2 separate regions of the Homo sapiens genome follow, and region 2 is linked to region 1. Evidence: chromatin loops called from intact Hi-C (ENCODE). Cell type or tissue: GM12878. All regions are shown on one strand. Links, peaks and the distances in the headings refer to the core of each region. The heading gives the core; the rest is flanking DNA. Region 1 overlaps DENND5A (DENN domain containing 5A). Region 2 overlaps DENND5A (DENN domain containing 5A).

What was found. A loop is a pair of places that touch in the nucleus more often than their neighbours do. Peaks named below come from ENCODE experiments on the same cell type or tissue, not always from the same donor. Only the 100,000 strongest peaks of a DNase experiment are listed, where the experiment ranks them.
Region 2: a loop joins it to region 1, with 3 times the contacts of the local background. A loop is called at or near these places in 37 of 110 quality-filtered maps.

Annotation. Positions count from the first base shown.
Region 1 is chr11:9,208,289-9,211,092 of GRCh38, forward strand. All of the region lies in intron 1 of DENND5A (DENN domain containing 5A), which reads right to left. Among named protein-coding and RNA genes, the nearest start is that of DENND5A, 56 kb to the right of the region's middle. In GM12878, for the core only: no CTCF peak of the experiment used is centred there; DNase peaks (open chromatin) are centred at 973 and 1,443; H3K4me3 peaks cover 812 bases; H3K27ac peaks cover 2,500 bases.
Region 2 is chr11:9,259,130-9,261,933 of GRCh38, forward strand. All of the region lies in intron 1 of DENND5A (DENN domain containing 5A), which reads right to left. Among named protein-coding and RNA genes, the nearest start is that of DENND5A, 4.8 kb to the right of the region's middle. RefSeq lists a silencer at 1,734-1,793. In GM12878, for the core only: a CTCF peak has its summit at 1,259; no DNase peak of the experiment used is centred there; H3K4me3 peaks cover 374 bases.

The DNA of each region.
Region 1 (2,804 bases), core at 11-2,510:
TACGTGGCCTAACCATTCAGAGTACACTTGCACAGGGTCCTGTTTGCGTGTGCTAGTTGACAGAATAAATTCTGTTACAAATGTAGTTTTTCTAAGTTGGTCTGGAACCTAAAGGGACTTGTGGTTATTAAGGAAAATGCATTCTTCACTATCACAGGATGAGATGCACCTAAGTCAGAAAATCCTTTACCCTAAATCAATCCCAAAGGCACCTCAAAAGTTTCTAAAAGAGAAAAGTTTATAATAACTCTAAGGCACCTGTTCCAGAAACTAATAATAATTCCAGTCAGAAAGTTACTGCTTTTATAACTACAATCTCTCCTCTATTTTCTCTGAGGTTTTGTCCATCATCAGAAGCAGCAGCTCACTTATTCACAATTTTCAAATTCTGATAGGACCCAACCTTCTTTCTGTTATTAAAAGCAAGTGCCACAATTTCATTCCTCTTATTTCCTGATCCTTCTTCCAAACAAATTCTTCTGAAACTTTCTTTTTGAGTAAATTTCGTCCCTCAAAATACATTTGGTAATCTTCACTAAAGACTGGCAAAAATCAGCAGGCAGCTGGTAATAGCTGCAGCAACAAGGCCTACAGCTTATGTAGAGCTAGGCTCAGAGCTTTCTGTAACACCTGCAGAGCCCACCCATGGTAAGCCTGCACTTACTGTACAAAGTAATTAAGCAGCAAGCCGCTGACATAATGATCTCGTCTACAGTCTGAAATTCTTGGGATGTATTTTTAAACTGCATTCATGTCTGAAAGAAGATAACTGTTTCTTCCTCCTAAGCTTCTTCACTTTCAGTTATCAGTTTGTTCATTTCTTCCTAACTAGCCAGAAAATCCCCTCAGTAAAAACCACGAAATATCACAACAGAGAGAGGAATCAGGACAACTATCACCGTTCTCTGTAAAGGAAAGACGCCTTCCTAAAATGGCTCTAGGCGTCTATGGCCATAACCACCCTAAATGCGCCTGATCTCATCTAAAATGGCTGTAAGGAGCTCCCTAAGACATGACATGCATGTGTGAGAAGATAGGAAAGCTGAGTGATTAAGGGGAGAACTTTTTAAAAGTGAGATGAAGAATGGAGCCAAAGGTGAGCATGACCAGCTGATCTGAAGTGTGGTCAAAAGGGAGAGAAAGGCTATGAATCACTGGAGAAGTGATTGTTAGAGCCTCTGTCCCCACCACCACCTCTCCACATCTGCCCCTTCTTTAAATTAGCTAAGGGAAGAAGTCTTGTTAAAGAGTCTGGTTCTAAATAAAGGACTATACGGGGTGCCAAAGTTAGACAAATGTCCTTCTGTGAATTAGACTGGACCAGTAGCAAGAGCAAAGTATTTTCTCCATAAGGGGAAAGGAGATGTATAAAGAAGTATGAGGGCCCTGAAAACAAATCATATTCTCATTTCAGCCGCTCTACAAAGAGTGCCAGAAAAGGTAAGAGAAGGGGATTCACAAACCTAAGATTTTTTTTAGTGAAATGATTCACTCATCATTTACTTAGGGCTGAGTTTTAAGAATAAACAGTAAGGGGCTGGGCACGGTGGCTCATACCTGTAATCCCAGCACTTTGGGAGGCTAAGGTGGGTGGATCACTTGAGGTCAGGAGTTACAAACCAGCCTGGCCAACATGGTGAAACCCCATCTCTACTAAAAAATACAAAAATTAGCCAGGCGTAGTGGCGGACACCTGTAATCCCAGCTAACTGGGAGGCTGAGGCAGGAGAATCACTTGAACCCGGGGGATGGAGGTTGCAGTGAGCTGAGATCACACCATTATACTCCAGCTTGGGTGACACAGCAAGACTCCATCTCAAAAAAAAAAGAGAAGAAACAGTAGGAAAACTTAATCCTCAGAAACACCTACATAGGCCCACCTCCTGAAACCTGTGTATCACAGGTACCTTAAATTCTCAATTATTTAGACCCTTGGAAATTCAAACAATATTAGGAATATGACATCACCAACATGACTGTCCTATTGTCCTAGAAACAACGACTAATTATTTGTTCAACACATATAGATTATACAAACATCAGCAGATCCAGATATAAGATCTAAAGCCCATTTCCAAGAACAATTTCAAAATTAGTCAACTATGTGTGAGTCTATCTTTGTGAATCTGCTTCCAAGGAAGTACAGTTCAAATCAATCATAACAGACTTTTTTTTAAAGCATACATGCCTTACAAGAACTTCTAATAGGTTTTTTATCTGTTCTGTTTTGACCAAGCCAGAAATAAATCGACATTTGTTGTTGTTGTTGTTTTGAGATAAGGTCACACTCTGTTGCCCAGGCTGGGGTGCAGTGGCACAATCACGGCTCACTGCAGCCTCAACCTCCTGAGCTCAGGCTATCCTCCCACCTCAGCCTCCAGAGTAGCTAGGACCACCACGCCCAGCTAATTGTTTAAATTTTTTTGTAGAGTCAGGGTCTAGCTAGGTTGCCCAGGTTGCTCTCAAATTCCTGGGCTTACGCAATCCTCTGACTTCAGCCTCCCTTACAGGCATGCTCCACCACACCCAGTTTAAAGACATTTTTATATCTGGCCTCTTGAAGGTGATAGGGAGGATAATATAAAGATCTGTGAAACTACAATGGGAAAAAATTGATTTTATCAACAGAATATTTTATGTCTAGTTCATACAGATTCTGCTTCCAGTCATGGCAGAGTAGCTCCCTTCAGACCAACTTTCCTGCAGACAAGTATGAGCTTGTCTGGAGAATTAAAAAGCAAGAAGATTCTCAAGTAGGGAAGAAGGTCAGCACTTCAAAGAAGGTAATGATACTGGGTGAGTTT
Region 2 (2,804 bases), core at 296-2,795, 51 kb after region 1:
CATGCCTGTAATCCCAGCTACTTGAGAGGCTGAGGCAGGAGAATCGCTTGAGCCCAGGAGGCAGAGGTTGCAGTGAGCTGAGGTCGTGCCATTGCACTCCAGCCTGGGCAACAACAGCAAAACTCCATCTCAAAAAAATAAACAACAGGCCAGGCGTGGTGACTCAAGCCTGTAATCTCAGCACTTTGGAAGGCCAACGCAGGCGGATCACAAGGTCAGGAGATCAAGACCATCCTGGCTAACACGGTGACACCCCATCTCTACTAAAAAAAAAAAGTACAAAAAAATTAGCCGGGCGTGGTGGTGGGCGCCTGTAGTCCCAGCTACTCCGGAGGCTGAGGCAGGAGAATGGCGTGAACCCGGGAGGCGGAGTTTGCAGTGAGCCGAGATCGTGCCACTGCACGCCAGCCTGGGCGACAGAGTGAGACTCCCATCTCAAAACAAACAAACAAACAAACAACAAAAAAACAGGGTCTTGCTACAGTGGCCAAGGTGATCTCAAACTCCTGGACCCAAGCATCATCCTGCCTCAGCCTCCCAGACTGCTGGAATTACAGATGTGAGCCACTGTACCAGGACCCTCTCTCTTCTAAAGGTGACATTAAGAGACTATTTCAGGCCAGGCGAAGCGGCTCACACCTGTAATCCCAATACTTTGGGAGGCCAATGCGGGTGGGTCACCTGAGGTAAGGAGTTCAAGACCAGCCTGACCAACATGGCGAAATCCTGTCTCTACTAAAAATACAAGAATTAGCCAGGTGTGCTAGTGCACACCTGTGGTCCCAGCTACTTGGGAGGCTGAGGCTCAGAATCACTTGAACCAGACAGGCAGAGGTTGCAGTGAGCTGAGATCACGCCATTGCACTCCAGCCTGGGCAAAAGAGCAGGACTCCATCTCAAAAAAAAAAAAAAAAAAAAAAAGAGAGAGACTATTTCAGTGTAGTCTCAATTTTCTAGTAAGTTCATACAGCACACTGGCCAGTTTCCCATCTATCCTTATCCCTAGCCACTTCTCTTCAATTCCTGGCAAGAGCTTCTGCACAGAGCCTGGGAAAATTGGAGTACAAGATGAAAGAACCTAGGATACTTATATCTCAATGCTAGGTGCAGATCAGTTCAGAGGAACTTACAGATTCCAAGGTAAGAAATACGTCACAAGTATTTGGGAACCTTAATTCTCAAGCAGAGACAAGGAAAATAAACTCATGAACCCCATTTCACAGTAAAACCTTCTCCTGGGGTCACCTAGTGGTGACCATCAGAAACAAAGAAAAAGAAGATTCACCAGGACATTCGCCCATCAGAGGTAGAAAAAGAAACTGAACTCCACTATCATCTGCCTCCCCACTTACGATGTGCCAAAAATAATGGAAAACATAAATCAGAAGCAATTCTTCCAGATTTGCTTACCTAACTGACAAGTTCAAAAAGCCAACAAGCAGACACCATATCCTCAAGGTGGCTAAATCTGTGCTTTGCTCACATATTACCTTCTTCTCCTTCTAGCCCAAAGAGCTTCCTCAACCAGAAAACAAAATTAATTTTCACACATTCCTCAATTCCTTGCACAAAAAACAACTACATTACTTGCCTAAATGCTGAGTCTGCAAGAAAGGGAAAGAAGTGACAGGAAGAGATTCCTACAAAATCCAATTACCTCAGTCTATATTAAACACAGCAAGCTCTATGCTTATTTGGGTTTTTTTATTTTTTATTTTTAGTTGTATTTGTTTATTTGAGACAGGGTCTCACTCTGTTGCTCAGGCTGGAGTGCAGTGTCACAATCTCAGTTCACTGCAACCTCTGCCTCTGAGACTCAAGTGACCTTCTCACCTCAGCTTCCTGAGCAGCTGGGACCACAGGTGCATGCCACCACACCCAGCTAATTTTTTGTACTTTCTGTAGAGATAAGAGTCTTGCCGTGCTGCCCAGGCTGGTCTCAAACTCCTGGGCTCAAGCAATTCACCCACCTCAGCCTCCCAAAGTACTGGGATTACAGGTGTGAGCTACTGCGCCCAGCCTCCATGTTTATTTGTTGCAGACAGAGAGGAATGAATCTTAACCTTTCTCCACAAAACAAGAAGGAACACCGAGCATCTTTGATTTGCTTATTCTGGGTTCACTTTTTAAGAATGTAGATGCTACCTGAGCTATGTAAGTTAACTGTGTGGAGTGCACCTTCTTAGAGACTCCTTAATACCTTCTTGGAGAACCTGGCTACAAATTACAATTTCCTGTAGTTAGTTACTGAGTATGATATCATCAGTTTGGGAGCTACAAGGCAGGCTGAGGAGAGAAAATGCACCCTGGAGACTCTCAGGAAGAACCTGCTATTTGTACTCTGCTTTGTTTTATTCAAAGATTCCCTCTGGGAGTGGTGGCTCACGCCTGTAATCCTAGCATTTTGGGAGGCCGAGGTGGGCAGATCACTTGAGGTCAAGAATTCAAGACCAGCCTGGCCAACATGGTGAAACCCCATCTCTACTAAAGATACAAAAATTAGCCTGATGTGGTGGCACGCGCGGCTCATAATCCCAGCTACTCGGGAGGCTGAGGCAGAATTGCTTGAACCTGGGAGACGGAGGTTTCAGTGAGCCACTATTGCAGCACTGCATTCCAGCTGGGGCAACAGAGTGAGACTGTGTCTCAAAAAAAAAAAAAAAAAAAGATTCCCTCTGGATAGTTCAGATTCCCCTACCAACCCACCAGAAATGAAATGAAGAGGGAAAAAAAATCCTTCCAACACTGCATACTCTAACAAAGGCCACCTATCGGAAATGTGGTCTCGGCATTCCACTACTGCA